2 separate regions of the Homo sapiens genome follow, and region 2 is linked to region 1. A link is a contact called in ENCODE Hi-C or POLR2A ChIA-PET data. All regions are on one chromosome and are shown on one strand. The core of a region is the stretch at or near the end of the contact, and the rest is flanking DNA. Distances in the headings are between cores, read along the strand shown. Region 1 has its middle 61 kb from the start of TLR4. Region 2 overlaps TLR4 (toll like receptor 4).

The links. Hi-C counts contacts between places; a loop is a spot of excess contacts on that map. ChIA-PET counts read pairs that join two places held with the same protein, here RNA polymerase II (POLR2A). Pooled maps may share reads with other maps.
Region 2: a map with no recorded cell type shows a loop between it and region 1 (2.7-fold over the local background). The contact joins two enhancer-like sites. A Hi-C loop is called at or near these places in 1 of 168 maps with a recorded cell type or tissue (endothelial cell of umbilical vein), 4 of 37 single-sample maps with no recorded cell type and 6 of 50 pooled maps. POLR2A ChIA-PET finds 5 or more read pairs at or near these places in 1 of 52 experiments (activated CD4-positive, alpha-beta T cell).

The regions. Positions count from the first base shown.
Region 1 is chr9:117,640,781-117,646,752 of GRCh38, reverse strand. No RefSeq gene overlaps it. Among named protein-coding and RNA genes, the nearest start is that of TLR4, 61 kb to the left of the region's middle. Within about 2 kb of position 1,897, at least 10 of the 41 ENCODE cell types and tissues checked have a DNase peak (open chromatin) inside an H3K27ac peak, as active enhancers do.
Region 2 is chr9:117,722,664-117,728,534 of GRCh38, reverse strand. TLR4 (toll like receptor 4) reads right to left here. Exons shown (of 3, transcript NM_138554.5): 3 at 3,800-5,871. Among named protein-coding and RNA genes, the nearest start is that of TLR4, 21 kb to the right of the region's middle. Within about 2 kb of position 4,119, at least 6 of the 41 ENCODE cell types and tissues checked have a DNase peak (open chromatin) inside an H3K27ac peak, as active enhancers do.

The DNA.
Region 1 (5,972 bases), core at 648-3,147:
GGGCCCCAACTTTAAAGGCAGTCAATATATCCATTTTTTCCAGAACATGAAAGAAACGTTGAATAGCTATTTATTGTCTTCCAGCTATAATTGATTATGGGATGAGAGTTGTTTTGTCGATCTTCCATTACAGTGCTTGAATAAAAGGTTAGTAAATAATAATGATAACAGAGAAAAACAACACATTCTTTCTCAAATCCCACCCACGCTGCCTCTCTGACTTGTGTATATTTGAAAATGGTCTTTACAAATATCAATTCTGGAAAAAAATTTACGTTGCATTATAAATATAAAAATAAAACCAAATCAAAATTATTATCTTGGCATCCTGGGGACCCTCCCTGGTGTGGATGAGGGGGCAGAAAAGAGGGAGTGGGAAAGAATGAAGGGAGGAGGACAAAGACCATGCCCGGAATTCCCATGCCAGCGGAACACTTGAACAGCCTGTTTTTCTGCCCTTTAAAATTAAAAACACAAATCAATCTCACTCAAATTCTAAAAGCAGAAAGGAATGGGGGATTTGACTGGTAATGTTTAGAAATAAATGATTTCTGGAAATGTATTGTGACTTAAAAATTGAGAAGTTCTGTCTTTGTAGAATGAAAAGAGAGAGAAGCTACAATTTCCACACGCAAACAAACACCCCATCTCATCAACTCCACCCATTTCCAGCTCCTGGACATTTGTCTTTATTTGTTTCCTCCTCTTCTGAAGCAGGATTTCTCCTGGACAGCAGCCTCCTCAACGTGGGGGCTTATCTATTTATCATCCCTCTCTTCCAACATTGCTTCCCCCACCACCCCCAGCCACACAGACAGCAGGGATTCTTCCATCATTCTTTTCTTCCTTTTCTTGGGGGCACTGTATAGTCTGACCCTAGGCCCTCTTTCTCTCCCACAAAGCTTTTATTTGAAAGCAACAGAAAAGAGGATGGAAACTGAGGGTAATAGAGATTGAAAGAGAGGAGACAGGAGTGGCTGCCAAGACAGAAAGAACAAGACAGGCACAGACAGCATGCAGGGGTGGACTGAAAAGTGAGAAGTCAGGGAAGAACATGGGTTAAATAATCGATTTCAAAACTCACTCTTTGCCAGAGATTTTAATCAAATCATTTCCTTAACCCCAGGAATCTTCTGGGAATTCATTCCCTCTTTCTCTGTCTCTGTCTCTCTCTCTCTCTCTCTCTCACTCTCTTCCTCTTTCTCTATCCCAGACTCTACACAGAGCCAAAAATGCCCTTAGCTATGGCCTGTGCCAGCACCACCACATGTATCTCTATTCCCTCCACTACACATAGGTGCAATCGCACAACCACACACCATTACACACACACACACACACACAAAACCACCCCCCACGCCATATACTCAAGAGATGAGAAAAACCAAGCAAGTGGCCTGAGCAAGGCAAGCCCAGATCAAAGGGTTTTGGACTAGTGTCCTTTCCCTCTCCGTATACTGTCTGAGGGGTACTGTAATTAAGAAACAATTTATTCCTTTTCCCAACACATTGGATAACTACCTCTCATTTTACTCAACCAAAGTGGCAACAAGGCACCACAGGCACAACCCTGACAGAGAAGGAAAGCATTCAGGGAAACTGGGAGGTGGGGTATTATAAGCCTTCTTATTTTTTTAAATGGGTACTATTCAAAAGGGCTGCTTTCTTCACTGGCTACAGGTTATGTAACATCTAAATTATTTCCGGAGTTTCTGAACAGACCAGAGGTTCAGAATAATGGCACCCGCCTCTCCAGATCTGAGGGCTGCTGTCTTCTCCCAGAAGCCCCTCCAAGCCGCTCTGACCCCTGGTCTGGGGCACCCTTCTTCCTTCCCGGCATTTTTTACAAACACAACCTTCAAAATTAGTTCAGAGGCTTTGCGACCCTTTTGTGGCCCTGCACCGCCATCATGTGGCCAGAGCTAACACTGCATCCATGCACACTTACGTGAAAACCAATGAAACCTTAAATGGGAAGTGGCGTAAGATCAGGATTAACCTCCAGCAGATCCTAAGTGGGGTACTTTCCTGTCTTTGCTGCTGGTATATGCTGCAAACTATATTTGGAGGCCTTTTACACTTATGTTCCTCCGCTAGCCCCTTTTCATGGAATGCCTCTTCCCTCGTGTACTCTAAGTTCTAAAATGTAAGAAACTTGCTCATAGGACCAAACACAATTAATCTCTGACCTTCAAACACGTTTCATTTTATTTATTGTGATCGTAGCACTTACCAAAATTCTAAACTGTATGCAAATTAAATGTGTGTGGATTTCTCTCCCCTACCAGGAAGTGAACTGGCAGATGGCAGAGACTGTTTTTTTCACACCTCACAAATAGTAACGAGTCTTTAAAAAGTATATATTGAATGGAGAAAATACAGCAAATAAATGACTCACTAATTTCTTAGCTACCCTGCTTAACTTGCCCTGATGACCTCTTCCTTCCTCTTTTCTGCACAGTGTTGGGCACTGTGCAGCATATAGGTAAGAAACCCTGGAGTAGGAATCAGAATTAGGTTACACCCATGGGAGCTGCGTACCCTTGAGTCAGTCACTTTTTCCTCTAGGAGCCTTAGTTTTCTCAACTATATAAAGAGAGGATTGAATTAAACAAATCACTAAGGTCCATTCAGGTAGATGACGAGGTAAGCCTAAACAAAACTGACTTTTACTAGAGGAATTTTGACTCTGCTTTAAGAGACAAGATGCACTATAGTTATATTCTTTTTCCACTTATTCCAAGGTAATAATACACAGTATTAGGTACCCAATAAATATCTGGAAAATAACAGATGAGAACAGAAAAAAAAGTCAATAAGAAAACAAATTGACCACAGAGCAGTTGTGAACGACAAATGGCACACAACTCCATTCGTAATTCACATTCAGACTTTTTATGTCCTGACATAAGCATGCTGCAAAAAGACGTATCAAAGGCTACTAAGGTTAAACATAGGCTGTTCTGGACTTTTCAGAGAATGTTTCTTAGAGGCAAATCACATTAACAGCCAAACAAATCTGGCTCTAGATAAAGGAGAGGATGTTGTTTGAGATGCAAGAAGGACAGCATAGTGCAGGTGTTACAAAGCAGATAGGAACAGTAAACAACAAATTGTGGCAATATTAGCCACGAATTCTTCACCTGGTTTCAGAAGAAGCCGCTATCAAGTTGTAATCTAAATGAGTATCACCTGAAAAATCACCATGCTCCTATAACCGGAAACCCAAGCGGAACACTTCTGTTCCTCATATTGTATTTCACTGATAGACACAGTCCAGCCCAACTGCTTATTTTCACAGACAGCACAGAAAGGAAGAAAGTCCACCTTGTGTTTCTGGAGACCTCTTCCTATGCCTCGCAGTGGGTCAGGCATGTTATATCTGCTTAACAAGTTGTTCGGTACAATGTCCTATGAACACTCTCTCTTCTACAAATATTAACAGATTTAGTACCTAGTACTGAGAGGTGACAGAGTGCTGGCAGTCCTCACAGCCCTTGCTCGCTCTCGGCGCCTCCTCTGCCTGGGCTCCCACTTTGGCGGCACTTGAGGAGCCCTTCGGCCCGCCGCTGCACTGTGGAAGCCCTTTTCTGGGCTGGCCAAGGCTGGAGCCGGCTCCCTCAGCTTGCGAGGAGATGTGGAGGGAGAGGCGCGGGCGGGAACCGGGGCTGGGCGCGGTGCTTGCGGGCCAGCGTGAATTCCGGGTAGGCGTGGGCTCGGCGTACCCCGCACTCGGAGCGGCCGGCCGGCCCCGCCGGCCCGGGCAGTGAGGGGCTTAGCACCTGGGCCAGCAGCTGCTGTGCTCAATTTCTCGCCAGGCCTTAGCCACCTTCCCGCGGGGCAGGGCTCCGGACCTGCAGCCGGCCATGTCTGAGCCTCCTCCCCCCCGCCCCTCCGTGGGCTCCTGTGCGGCCCAAGCCTCCCTGACGAGCGCCACCCCCTGCTCCAAGGCGCCCACTCCCATCGACCACCCAAGGGCTGAGGAGTGCGGGCGCAAGTCGCGGGACTGGCAGACAGCTCCACCTGCAGCCCCGGTGCGGGATCCACTGGGTGAAGCCAGCTGGGCTTCTGAGATTGGTGGGGACGTAGAGAACCTTTACGTCTAGCTAAGGGAGTGTAAATAAACCAATCGGCACTCTGTATCTAGCTCAAGGTTTGTAAACACACCAATCAGCACCCTGTGTCTAGCTCAGGGTTTGTGAATGCACCAATCCACACTCTGTATCTAGCTACTCTGATGGGGACTTGGAGAACCTTTGTTTCCACACTCTGCATCTAGCTAATCTGGTGAGGAGGTGGAGAACCTTTGTGTCTAGCTCAGGGATTGTAAATGCACCAATCAGTGCCCTGTCAAAACAGACCACTGGGCTCTACTAAACAGCAGGATGTGGGTGGGGCCAGATAAGAGAATAAAAGCAGGCTGCCCTAGCCAGCAGTGGTAACCGGCTCAGGTCGCCTTCCACGCTGTAGAAGCTTTGTTCTTTTGCTCTTTGCAATAAATCTTGCTGCTGCTCACTCTTTGGGTCCACACTGCCTTTATGAGCTGTAACACTCACCGCAAGGTCTGCAGCTTCACTCCTGAAGCCAGCGAGACCACTAACCCACCGGGAGGAAGGAACAACTCCAGACGCACAGCCTTAAGAGCTGTAACACTCACTGCGAAGGTCCGCAGCTTCACTCCTGAGCCAGCGAGACTACGAACCCCACCAGAAGGAAGAAACTCCAAACACATCCGAACATCAGAAGGAACAAACTCCGGACACGCCGCCTTTAAGAACTGCAACAGTCACCGCAAGGGTCCGTGGCTTCATTCTTGAAGTCAGTGAGACCAAGAACCCACCAATTCCGGACACAGTACTACTTCATTGGTAGTGGCTGCTTGGAATAGTGTGATTAAAAGGACCTGGGCAAGGCATATGCCAGGAATGTGGCCAGGCAGATGTATACTCCCAATGCAGGCACTTGAAGAATCATTACACGGAAGCACCGAGCCAGGCAATAGCAGGCAGTCTCTGCCTACTCCCGTGGATGTACGAGCGAAATAGTCACCATGAAGTGCTCAGAGTTAGTCAATGAAAGGCTCGAAGCCTTCATACTAATTGATGGAGTATGAAGCCTTTCTGCATATATTTTCCTGATGAATAGAGCTATGATTATTTAATTTGTAATGGACCAGAAGGGACTGATTTTACCAGGGCTGATGGCCAGGAACCAAGGATGCTGAGCCCAAGAATTTTTCAAAATGTTATCTGAAAATAAAAGAGAGTAGTCAGGAGTTTTCCTTTCTTGTTTCCAATAGTGTGTGTATCCTGTGGACATAGGATAAATTATCTTATTTCCTCCACCTGCTGTCTTTTGAGGTTACAATATAGATAGCATAGGGTTATTGAAAGAATCATTGGAACATAGAGTTCACAGGGACCTTGGAAATGGACTTGTGTGGGGATGACAATATATGGCACTGGTATTGCCATTCTCCCAGCCCCTCCCATAGCAGACTTTGCTAATTCATTTAGCAGGAAAATAGCAATGCCATTTGTGTCTTTGAGGCATATTTTCAGCACACTGCTCCAGACTCATCAGGGTCAGCACTTAAGATAAAGCCATTTTCTAACCTTTGAAACTTGGCTTTTGGGAGAGTGACTTCTCAAAGTTGCAGTTAGGGTCAGAACTGGAACCCACATTTTCTGATATCCAAATATTTCTCCGCTTTCCTGTTCAGTTGTAAGCTTCCTAAAGATAAGCATCATTTCCTTTTTTCCTTGGGGTTTAAAAAAATTAAATTTTATTGTGTTTACTTGAGGTTTGCAACAAAATGTTATAGGATACATATAGAAAGTAAGTTGGTTACTAGTGTGAGGCAAATTACCATATCTGTCATCTCCCATAGTTACTTTTTTGTGAGTGATCTTTTTTATTTTTCAATCAATCAATACATGGAAAGCATTCCAATTAAGCAACTGCTCATCCAC
Region 2 (5,871 bases), core at 2,870-5,369, 80 kb before region 1:
CGTGCCTCAGCCACCTTTGCACCATGACGCTCAGCTAATTTTTGTATTTTTGGTAGAGATGGGGTTTCATCATGTTGGCCAGGCTGGTCTTGAACTCCTGGCCTCAAGTGGTCTGCCCGCCTCAGCCTCCCAAAGTGCTAGGATTACAGCTGTGAGCCACCATGCCTGGCCTCCCAGTTGTGTTTTATTTTATTGTATTTCCTAGAAGTAGATAGAAGTATGGTAAGAGCTCAAATCTGTCTCAGGTTAGTTCAAATCCTGCTTCTGTGACCTCTGGATTTGTAATGCTCTAAGGTGGGGTTCTTAGCTGCACTGTGCCTAAGTTTCCTATCTTTAGAGTGGAGTAGATTAATTAATTCACTTAAGCACTTTGAAGAGTGTTGTGCATGGAGGAAGCTCTCCAGAAATGCAAACTTATTGTCAGTTGGCTGCCAGATGACCCAATATACTTTGCATACACTTTTAGAAATGTACCCAGGATACTGCTCTTCCCTGTCTGCACAGTTAGACTTGACCCTCCTGAGCATGGAGGTCATACTTTATTTGGATTTTTCTGGCATTCCTCTTCAGGGGCTGGCAGGTAGGATGAGCTCAGTCAACATTTTTAAATTAATAGACAGTGTTCTGGATAATGCCTGTTCTACCATCCACGCTATGGCAGTATAGGGATTCTCAGTTGCCTATTTTTTTTTTTTTTTTTTTTTGAGATGCAGTCATGCTCTCATGCCCAGGCCAGAGTGCAGTGGAGCAATCTTGGCTCACTGCAACCTCTGCCTCCCAGGTTCAAGCGATTCTCCTGCCTCAGGCACCTCAGTAGCTGGAACTACAGGCATGCGCCACCACGCCTGGGTAGTTTTTTTTTTATTTTTAGTAGAGATGGGGTTTCACCATATTGGCCAGGCTGGTCTTGGACTCCTGACCTCATGATCTTTCCGGCTGGGCCTCCCAAAGTGCTGGGATTACAGGTGTGAGCCACTGAGCCCAGCCTCTTCGTTGCCTTTCTAGTTTCCATGCCTATGAGAAATTCATTCTACTGCCCTAACACTTGCTTATCAGCTAGTTACTGAAGCTGACCACATGTTGAGACCACACAGCATGTGTCAAGCACCATGCTGAGTATATGACATCCATCACCCATTTCGTAAAAACACATTGTATTCCACTACCCCAGTGTACTGGGAGACAGCAATGAACCCATTTTAAAACATTTCCCATGGAACTTACAAAGGAGGGGATATCTGTGTACATCCATTTAACATTTTCTACCTCCCAGAAAGCTCAAGTAGCACCTTACTGAGGGTCAAACAAAGCTGAAAAAAAGAGAAAGACTCTGCAGGAGGCTTCTCCTAGGCAGAATATTGGTGTTGCTACCCCAGAACAAAGGCTTTCTGCTCCAAGCCAGCCAGAATCTCCTGGTGAGAAAAGGGCAGGATCCAACTCCAATAGCAAGCCTTTATATCATATCCAAATGCATGTAAAAAAAAAACTCTTGGTTCTTATTCCATATCACAGGTGAAAATAATGGGCCAACTCTCATGCATAGGCGGACTGATGTAGTCAGTTTATGTATCTCCATCTTTATATCTGTCATCAGAGCTGCCAAACAATAAATGAGACATTTGAGGAAATAATCAGCTCTGTCACTGGATTTTTTAGCATAATCTGAACAATCATACTTAGGAGATATTTCAGGGTAGGATTGAAGAGCTCAGCTTTTGGAATTAGGCACATATGGGTTCTAATCTTCCATCTTACTATCTGTAATTTACTAGCTAAGTTGTTTGGATGGATCGGTTCAAACTCCCTTAGCCTCAGTTTCCTCCTCTGCCAAATGGCGATGAAGACACCTGCCTCACAGAGTGGTTGGGAATATTAAATGGGATCATGCACGTAAAACACCTAACGTAGTGCCTGGTTCGTGAAAACTGCTAAAAGACTGTTTCACTTGGTATAAATGGACTTAAGAATGTTGTATTTTTTCATTATTATGATCTTTATTGTTATTGTTTTGTGGTAGTAGAAAGAATCCCTATAGTGGATAGAAAGCTGAGCAGAAGTTTTGGAAATGACAAAAACAAACAAAAAAGAACAAAAATTAAGATCACAAAAGCTAAACCGTCAACAAGAAACCCAAAACATAAAACAGAATCAAGTAGAACTGCTCCAGTTGATTCCTCACTTGATTCTCCACCCCTTTTCCTCCATCTCTCCCCTTTTTTATTATTATTGGTAGAGGTAGTATTATCAATAGAATTTCACTACTGCTACTACCACCACCACCACCACTAGCCTGGTGGCTTCTTCATACAAAGTCAGCATGGTGCAGTGGGAACAGGTAGATCTGGTTCAAATCCAGACCATGCCTCTCACTATCCTTGTGACATCAGGCAGAACAGGAGGCTAACTAAGAGGCAGGGAAGGCCAGGTTGAGGCCTTCACTCATTGGCATAAAAATAAGAGAAGAAGGTGTATGGAGGGGATCATGGCAGAGAGGAGTCAGGACTAGATTGCAGCTCCAGACAGAGCAGCATCCAGAGGCTTGCATTGTGAATTTTAGCTCCAAATTGACTGCAAGAACAAACCAACATTCCCAAGAGGACCCACAAAACCTCTCAAGGAAGTGGACTGCTCCTGCAGGACCCAGAAGACACCCCAAATGCTGTGAGTGGCAAGAGGGAGAGGGATAACAGACTACAAATATGGTGCAGTGTATATTGCTTGGGTGACGGGTGCACCAAAATTTCACAAGTCACCACTAAAGAACTTACTCATGTAATGAAATACCAATACCTTATGGAAAAATAAAATAAAAAATAGGGGAAGAAGAAATTGCATAACTCTGTTATGCAGTTTAACAATTTTGTGGTAACAAGATGATCACTTAACAACAGCTTCTTCAACCCTTATGTTGTAACATTCTAGGATGTTTGTCTGTTTCTTGAAAGGGAGGGTAGGGTCACTCCAATTCTGGGAAAGTTTTTGAAGCCGAAGAACAAGTTGTATTATGTCAAGACTGAGTTATAGCTTCCCAGTGTCACACAGGAAGTTTGTATCAACACCAGGATAAGGACTTGGGCCTCCTAAATGCAAGGCACCACAAACCAGTGGGCTTAATGCTGAGACATTACCTAGGCTTCTGTCGGGCTGTATGCTCCCCATTTCATAATGAAAGCACACAAAAAATTAGCATTTTTGATGACTGTGAAGTGCCTTGCACTGTTTTAAGCACTTTGTTTGTATAAGCACTCATTTAATATATCATCCTTAACTGACAGATAAGCAAATTGAGACATAGTCCAGATAAATGTCTTTGTCAGGGTCAACTGATGCCAATTAACTATTAGCTTTCATGTAATTCAGTATTTATACTATATTGTTTCTTTCCTCAACTCTGCTATACATGGTCTTCTACTTATTACTTCCCAGATTTATCATTTACATTTTTGCTCTTCTTTTAGGTTAAGAATTTAAAGATCCATCTGCAGAGCTGTTCTTTTACAATTTCCAGCTCAAATGGGCCCTCCTCTGTAAAGCCTTCTCTGATTGCTTCTAGGAAGAACAACCCTCCACTCCCCACCACCCTGCATTTTGGCATAACATTGTGTGTGTGTGTGTGTGTGTGTGTGTGTGTGTGTGTGTGTGTGTATTGACATGCCTCTCTTGCCAAAATGAATCTGAACTCCGTAACTTTGAGGGCACTTCTTGGTCATTTACTTCTGCAGCTTCATGTGCCTTTTCAACCACAGAGTAGCTTCTTCATAAATATTAGATGGCCAGATGAGTAAAATAAAGAACACTCTCAAGGAGAAAAAAGAAAGTGAGAACTTTATTTCCGTGTACTGAACTGCCAACAAAACTGAGAGGTAGATATTATCCCCATTTTAAGCCGAGACAAACAAGACAGATACCATAAGACAGGATCAGAACACAGATCTGTCTGATTCCCAAAGCTTTTGTTCTCTCTAATACATGAGAAGAAAGACAGGCACATTAATGGTCACATGCAGAAGCGGTTAATGGAGTTCACAGACAAGAAAGGAAGAAAGAGAGCAAGGAGAAAATGAACATCAAAAAATAAGGAAGTTGGAATACTGACAGGTCAAAGCAGAGAGAAAGACAAGACTTACTAAGCAAGAACTAACTTAGTGCACAATAAGAAAATGCAAAGGAAGGAAGATTGTGGTGACATTTAGAGAGCTTAGAATGGCAACAGAATTGAGCTTCAGATATTTGGAAGAGTTTTATTCAAAACCGTGGCAAGAGCCAGAAAAAGTAAAGGGCAGAGACAAGGGCCTGCAGCAGGCAAGGAGGAAGCATGATTTAGAGACAGATGCCACAGCTCAGGAAGGGAGCGGCTTGACCCTGCTGCTTGGAAAGGGGCATGCCTGGGAGTGCTGGCACTAAGGACACTGTTGGTTGCTATTTGCAGTGGCATAAGGATGAAGGATGATAGCAGCCCTATAGTGATATAAGGGACCATCATGAATGGCATTTCAAGAAAGAAAGCAGGAAGGAATGAGGAACCAGAGTTCTCTGTTTTTATCAATCCACAACTGTGAAATTTATGAAGAAAGTTTACTCTCAACTGACAAGCATTCACATATGGTAAGAGGCACAAGGGGTCGAATGGTACCTCTGTGACTAACAGTGTAGGAGCCTGGGAGATATCACTTTAAATGTCAAGTATGGGAAAGAAGAAAGAATAATTGCAAGGATTAGTCCACAAAAGTGCTTGAGTTTAGAGAAACTGTATTCTTCTCCTTTAAGATAATTAAAACTGACCAAGTATACACATTGCTGAAATAGAGGAGACTCCTGTAAGAATGACATATAGCTTAATTTAAAAGCTTTTGGAATATGTAGGCAAAATGGAAGATATTCTTGAGTTTATAACATGGGGCAAAAGAGAAACTCCTCCTTGGAGGAGTTTTCAATCTGTTATCATAATAACTCCTTGCATTTATGTAGCACTTCCCTAAATTTTATTGGAGGCTCTGTCTCATTTCATTCTCAAAACTTTCACAGAAGACAGCGTAAAAATAACGTTATCTCATAGATAAACAGAGACCAAAGAGCAAAGAGATCAAGAGATTTGCCTTTGTTCAACAGCCTGTTAGTGGTGGAGCCATTTCACTATCAATGTCTTGTTTCCACAGCCTTTCACCTATAACTCAATGGGGTTGATAGCTTAATCCTTTTCAGAAATGAGGGAACATGGGAAATATTATAAATACATGGATACATCATGACTTGACGAATGAGTCTCCCGTTTTGATATAGCATCATCAGGTTTAGAACGCTAAAACCACATGTTAAGGATGCTGGAAAATCTGGATGATGAAGTTACACCTCTAATCATAGAATAGAATTCCTGGAATGGACATTTACTCCAATTGCCACAATTTATAGGTAAGGAAACAGCCCTGGAGATGTGAACATGCTAGAATGTCAGAGAGCTGGCCTGACCCTCAGCAGCCGTTTGGTTCATTCCTTTCTGACTGCCAATCTTTCTTGTGACACCTTCAAAATTTTTCCAAATCTGCATACCTTTTATATAATTCATTTCATCCCGTTTTTTTCCTAAGTTGGCCCACATTTTAAACTTAAATATATTTTAAAGAGATAATTGATTCTTAGCTAGTCACAAAATTTATTATAAATAAAAGTAACCATGAAAATAAACATATAACCACTAAAGGTAATACATTCATCTGTCAACCACATAAAATCATCTTATTTACTAACATGTCACACTTTTGAAAATGCTGATCTGACCTAAATGTCCCATTTTACAAATGAGAGACCTGAGCCCAGAGGTGCGCTCCCGGTGGCAGACCTGAATCCTAAACCTCACTACCTCTATCGCTGTTC